Linked DNA regions of Homo sapiens: region 1 is linked to region 2. Evidence: read pairs that join two places in POLR2A ChIA-PET (ENCODE). Cell type or tissue: K562. All regions are shown on one strand. Links, peaks and the distances in the headings refer to the core of each region. The heading gives the core; the rest is flanking DNA.

The links. ChIA-PET counts read pairs that join two places held together with the same protein. Peaks named below come from ENCODE experiments on the same cell type or tissue, not always from the same donor. Only the 100,000 strongest peaks of a DNase experiment are listed, where the experiment ranks them.
Region 1: POLR2A ChIA-PET joins it to region 2 with 5 read pairs; 2 of 35 experiments call an interaction of 5 or more read pairs at or near these places.

Annotation. Positions count from the first base shown.
Region 1 is chr11:46,101,426-46,104,353 of GRCh38, reverse strand. The region is part of intron 1 of PHF21A (PHD finger protein 21A); the gene reads left to right. Among named protein-coding and RNA genes, the nearest start is that of PHF21A, 19 kb to the left of the region's middle. In K562, for the core only: no CTCF peak of the experiment used is centred there; a DNase peak (open chromatin) is centred at 1,293.
Region 2 is chr11:46,159,581-46,162,508 of GRCh38, reverse strand. No RefSeq gene overlaps it. Among named protein-coding and RNA genes, the nearest start is that of PHF21A, 40 kb to the right of the region's middle. In K562, for the core only: no CTCF peak of the experiment used is centred there; no DNase peak of the experiment used is centred there; H3K27me3 peaks cover 457 bases.

The DNA of each region.
Region 1 (2,928 bases), core at 275-2,774, 58 kb after region 2:
TCTCTTAGAATCAAGTCAGTAGTAGACTAGGCATTGTAACTCTCAAGTCTTAAATACTCATCAGCTGGTCAGTCCATTGGGTCTGGCAAATTATGTGTATTTAACCCTTGAGAACTCATGCTTGGGTGTAACAACTAGTGGAAACAATTGTAGAACCCCAGAGATATAAAAGTGGCATACAAATGCTTTCTAATAATGATGGGCACAGTTTATTTGCTTTCTGATTTTGGGCATTTTGCCTTTGTGAAATTTCCTCTCATTTGGTGCCTGATGTTTTCTTATGGTAGTTGTTATTTTCTTTCTATATTTAATTGTCATAAGCTACCTATGTTGAGCCTAGAAACTGAGCCTGAGAACAAGTTGATTATGAGAAAAGGTACAATGATCTCCTCAGATTTGAGGAGTTTTGGGGTAAATAATTGAGTTAATATATCCATTAGAATGTATATATGTATCTGTCTTACGAATGTCTCTATCTTATAAGTGAAACCAGTAAATGAGGTAAGGGGAAAGATCATTAAGTGTAAAATATAATTAACTTTGTTCATTCACTACTGATCAGGATCTGAACGTTTTTGGTCTTTGATCCTTGATATGTTTTTTTCTGTGATTCAACAAATGTATTTGTAATAGCTTACCAAAACATTCTGAATATGGTATATGTTACCCTTAGCAAGAATTTAAGTTAAAGTAGCATAATGGCTCCTATTAACTTTTTGTTCTCACTAACCCAGCTGTACCATTTGATAAAGGTCTAGTAGGTGAATAGGTGTGTTTACTATAGGTGAATTGGTGTATATTTTATTTTGTCCCTGTTCCTAAAACATTGTATCTCATTTCTGAGGAGAAATTCCAACGAGTTTTTTAAAAAATAAAGTGGTGTACTTTGGCTCGACAAATATTTTTAAAACTAAGCAATTTTATAATGGGTTGTATAGTTATCTTTCAATTAAATAATTGTAATCTTACTTTGCAATAGAGTGACCAGTAGGTAAAGCATTATAGTTTTAAAATTAGCATAGCAAATATATAGTATTAAGTTTTCTTTACTTTAGCTCTTTGCAGAATCTGTAAAAGTTGTTTCCGTTGGTTGAATGGAATTGTGGAAACTTTAGAAGTATATTTCATTTTGATAAATATGTGTTAGAAAGAGATTCTACAAGCGTTTGGGGGTTGAGTTAAAGAATTATACAATTTTGAAAATCAGTTTGTCCCTGCTTAATTTGTAAAAAGTGGTGCTGTATGTGACGGGGGTGCAGTCCCATTTCAGCTCTGCAGGACCCTGTCCAGCCGGTGGTGCTCCTGTGTAGAGATGCCGCCGGTGATTGCCCAGACTCCCTGTGTTGCCTTTCCTCTCCTGCTTCTCTGCTTACCCTCTTGATGGTCTCTTTCCGTCCCCTGCCTGTTATTCATCCTTCCCTTCAAGCCACCACTGTTTTATTTCTATTTCTCTTAAAAACAAAACACTGTTGTAATTATTAGTTTTTAAACAGGGAGATACTGAGCTATTATCAAAACCTTAAGCTTTAACAGTTTGTGGGGATACCCCCTACTTTGGGCCCTCAGCTGGAATTTGGAGAATGGATAGCTTAAAATCACTTGCACAGTAACTGAATATTTGTAAAATACTTTATATCTGGACTAAGAGAGAGAATAGAAAAATACCTTTTTACCTCAGAAATTGCTGTATTTTCTGGTTGGGGTGAGATAGAGGCAAAGTTGAGGAAGAGGCAGGCATGTTACTTAACTAAAATAAGCATTAATTTATTAGACTGCTCTCTAGTCTCATGGACCTAATTGGAGAATTAAAAAATGGAAATTTTGGTGTTGTGAATTGCTAAAATATTTTGATTTATTAATTGAGAAGACTAGGCTTTCTTTCCTTGATTTGTAAATACAGAATACCACTGATGCCTTATTATATATTGATCTTTTACATGTCATTGGTTGATAGTTGCAAAGTAGCAGACCCTTTCCTTTTTAGATTTCTCCTAGTGGTTTTAAATTGTTAACATAATTGTTTGGTAAGAAAAATAAAACTTGGAAATTAATTATGGTTACATGTTGAGTTAATGTCTCTGCTGGATTTAAAATCAGTAGCTCCTGGTTAGGTGTAGTGGCTCATGCCTGTAATCCCAGCACTGTGGGAGGCCGAGGCTGGTGTATCACTTGAGCTCAGGAGTTTGATACCAGCACAGGGACAGGCGTGGTGGCTCGCGCCTGTAATCCCAGCACTTTGGGAGGCCGAGGCGGGTGGATCACAAGGTCAGGAGTTTGAGACCATCCTGGCCAACATGATGAAACCCTGTCTCTACTAAAAATACAAAAATTAGCTGGGCGTGGTGGCACATGCCTGTAATCCCCGCTACTCAGGAGGCTGAGGCAGGAGAATCGCTTGAACACAGGAGTCAGAGGTTGTAGTGAGCCGAGATTGCGCCACTGCTTCCAGCCTGGCGACAGAGCGAGACTCCGTATTTAAAAAAAAAAAAAAAAAGAGGGAGACCAGCACGGGCAACATGGTGAAACCCTGTTTCTACAAAAAATACAAAAATTAGCCGAGTGTGGTGGCATGTGCCTGTAGTCCCAGCTATTAGGGAGGCTGAGTTGGGTGGATTGATTAAGCCTGGTAGGTCGAGGCTGCGAGGCTGTGATTGTGCCATGCCACTGCACTCCAGCCTGGGCAACAAAGCGAGACACTGTCTCAATCAGTCAATCAGTTCAGTAGCTTCTAAGATCTATACCAGGCATTTCATCTATTATTTAATTATACTTAGAGAAAAACATTTGAGACAAGAGCCTTTATAGGATTTTAAATAACTTCTTCTTATGGAAATTTAAAAACATTTATAAAAATAGAGTGAATAATATAACCCCACGTACCTATTCCCTAACTAACAATTACCAGCATTTTGCCAATCTTTATTTATA
Region 2 (2,928 bases), core at 116-2,615:
AGTGCAGTGGTGCAATCACAGCTCACTGCAACCTCCATCTCCCAGGTTCAAGCAATTCTCCTGCCTCAGCCTCTCGAGTAGCTGGGATGACATGGGCCCACCACCACGCTGGGCTAATTTTTGTATTTCTAGCAGAGACGGCGTTTCATCATGTTGTCCAGGCTGGTCTTGAACTCCTGACCTCAAGTGATCTGCCCCTCTCGTCCTCGTCCTTATTTTTGTTTATTTATGTATCTTTAGAGAGAGGGGCTCACTCTGTCACCCAGGCTGGAGTGCAGTGGTGCAGTCATAGCTCACTGTAGCCTCAACCTCCTGGGCTCAAGCAATCCTCCCACCTCAGCCTCCCAAATAGCTGGGACTACAGGTGTGAGCTACTGCACCCAGCCCACATATATATTTTATATATGTGTATATATATATATATTATATATATATTTTATATATGTATTATATATTTTTTATATAATATATATTATATATATTAAATATATATATTATATATATATTATATATATTAAATATATATATAATATATATTATATATATATTATATATATTAAATATATATATTATATATATTATATATATTAAATATATATATTATATATATTAAATATATATATTATATATATATTTTATATATATATATATAGGCTGGTACAATCTTGGCTCACTGCAACCTCTGCCTCCTGGGTTCAAGCAATTCTCAAGCCTCAGCCTCTCGAGAAGCTGGGAACACCACACCCAGCTAATTTTTGTATTTTTAGTAGAGATGGGGTTTCACCATGTTGCCCAAGCTGGTCTCAAACTCCTGGCCTCAAGTGATCTGCCTGTCTCAGCCTCCCAAAGTGCGGGGATTATAGGCCTGAGCCACCACACCCAGCCTAAATAAGTTTATTATACACACACATATACACATTTGGGATCCTTTAATGTTGAGGTCTTTTAACATCTGGTTCACTCATACTTGGGTAGGGAACCTCGGCCAGGTAGAAGATCTTAGCAGCAACTATTGAGCTGCAGGGACTGAAGTCTAGAAGCAGGCGTGGAGCAAGCCTCTCCCTCTCTGTGTCCACGTGGGAGCACACTGCTCCTGTGCTGGAGCTGCTTCTGAGTCCCAAGTACTGCTGACTTTGCAGAAGAAAAATCACAGCACTTACTGTGTGCGTGCCGAGTGCTCTGAGAAAAGCCTCACATATATCATCTTGTTTAACCTTTATACAACCCTCTGAGCTAAGCATCATTAGAACGCCCATTTTTACAGATGAGAAAACCGAGGCTTAAGAGCCTTAGGCCAAGTTGTCCAAAACGGCATAGAGCTGATGAGCTGATGAGCTTCTGGCTCATGTTTCAGCTACTAGGATGTCTAGCTAAATCTTAGGCCTGACATGAGTGGGAAGTAGACTTCAACTAACCCTTCCGACACAGCACTTGGAAAAGGAGACGCCCCTCTCCCCATTTACTTTTATTTACTTTTTTAACTCTCTGGAGCACCCCTAAAACATGGCGTTTCTCCCTCTTCTTTAAATAGACAACCTAGGAAACTTTCTGGAGAAAAATTTAGCAATATTTATCAAAAGCCTTAAAATATTTATGCTTTTTGACCCAGAAATTGCACTGCTAGGAATTTATCCCATAACTCATATGTTTCAGGTCTCCCCAACCCATGGGTACAAAGGGCTCAAGTGTTACCTCCGCAGAGGAGCCCTGACCACCCCAGCTACAGTGCTTCTCCCCTCCCTGTTTTTGTCTTTCTTCAAAGTACTTGCCTCCAGGTGGAATGATAGGCTGTAACTGTCATAGAAGGTGAGTCCCCTGATAGCAGGGATTTTTCTGTTTTGCCCCTGCTTTATGTCCAGTGACTAAAATAGCATCCGGCACATTGTAAGCCGGCAACAAAGATTCATCAAAGAACGAATGAGCTTATGTTACATAAATACCTCAACTCCCAAGACTCTGAACCCTCATCGGCTTGGCTGGCAGCAGGTCTAGTCTTTTACAAATTTCCCGCGCTCTCACACTGCCAAGGTTCCTCTAGAAGTTTCCGTAAGTTTGTCCCTGCCATTGCTCTGCACTGCTGCCAGCAGGTGGAGGGAGACATTCAGTCATGTCCCCTGAGACCAGATTCCACATCCCCTGGTCTCCCTGGCAGCCTCCAAGGAGCCATTCCTGCCATGCCACCTGCACCTGCTGGCATCTGCAGCCACAAGTGCTGCTGCCTCTTTGAGCTATCATGTTGTTGCTGGTCATGCCAGGAGCTTAGCTCACCCCTTGCAGAGGCAGTTTCAGTCCACAAGTTGCCTTGGTTTCAACCTCTGCCCGTTTGTACAGGCAGTGAGGACCACCCCCTCCCAACTTTTGTAAAGTTCTGCCAGGGAGAGTTCTGTAACAAAGTTGCCTGGATCTCAACATGCTACAGCCTTTTCCATGCACCCCAACAAGTAGAGATGTCCACAAGGCACCTCCAGACTCAGGGCTGCTGGGTAGAGGGGGGTACACCAGGTGTGTCTGGAATCTGCCTTATCTCCCAGCCTCAAGCCCTGCACCTGGGTCTGATTCACCCTGAGGGAGCTTGTCTCTTCTTTAGCAGTGAGTTGAGGAGTGGGGAGTGGCACATATCAGAATCAGACTCTCTGGGTGGGGAAGGGTGGGGAAGAGAGACAGAAGAACCCCACCCCCACTTCCTTGAAAACACCTGCCAAGGGTGAGTGCATTCCTCCCGGCTTACTCCTCTGTCCTGAGGGTTCTTCTTTTGCAATCTGGACTCGGTTTTGTTGTTGTTGCTGCTTTCTTTTAATCAGCTTTATTGAGCTGTAATTTACACACAATAAAATTCACCCATTTTAACTGTACAGTTCAAAGAGTTTTAACAAATGTATAAATCCATTTAACCACTACTACTTCAAGATACAGAACATTCCCATCTTC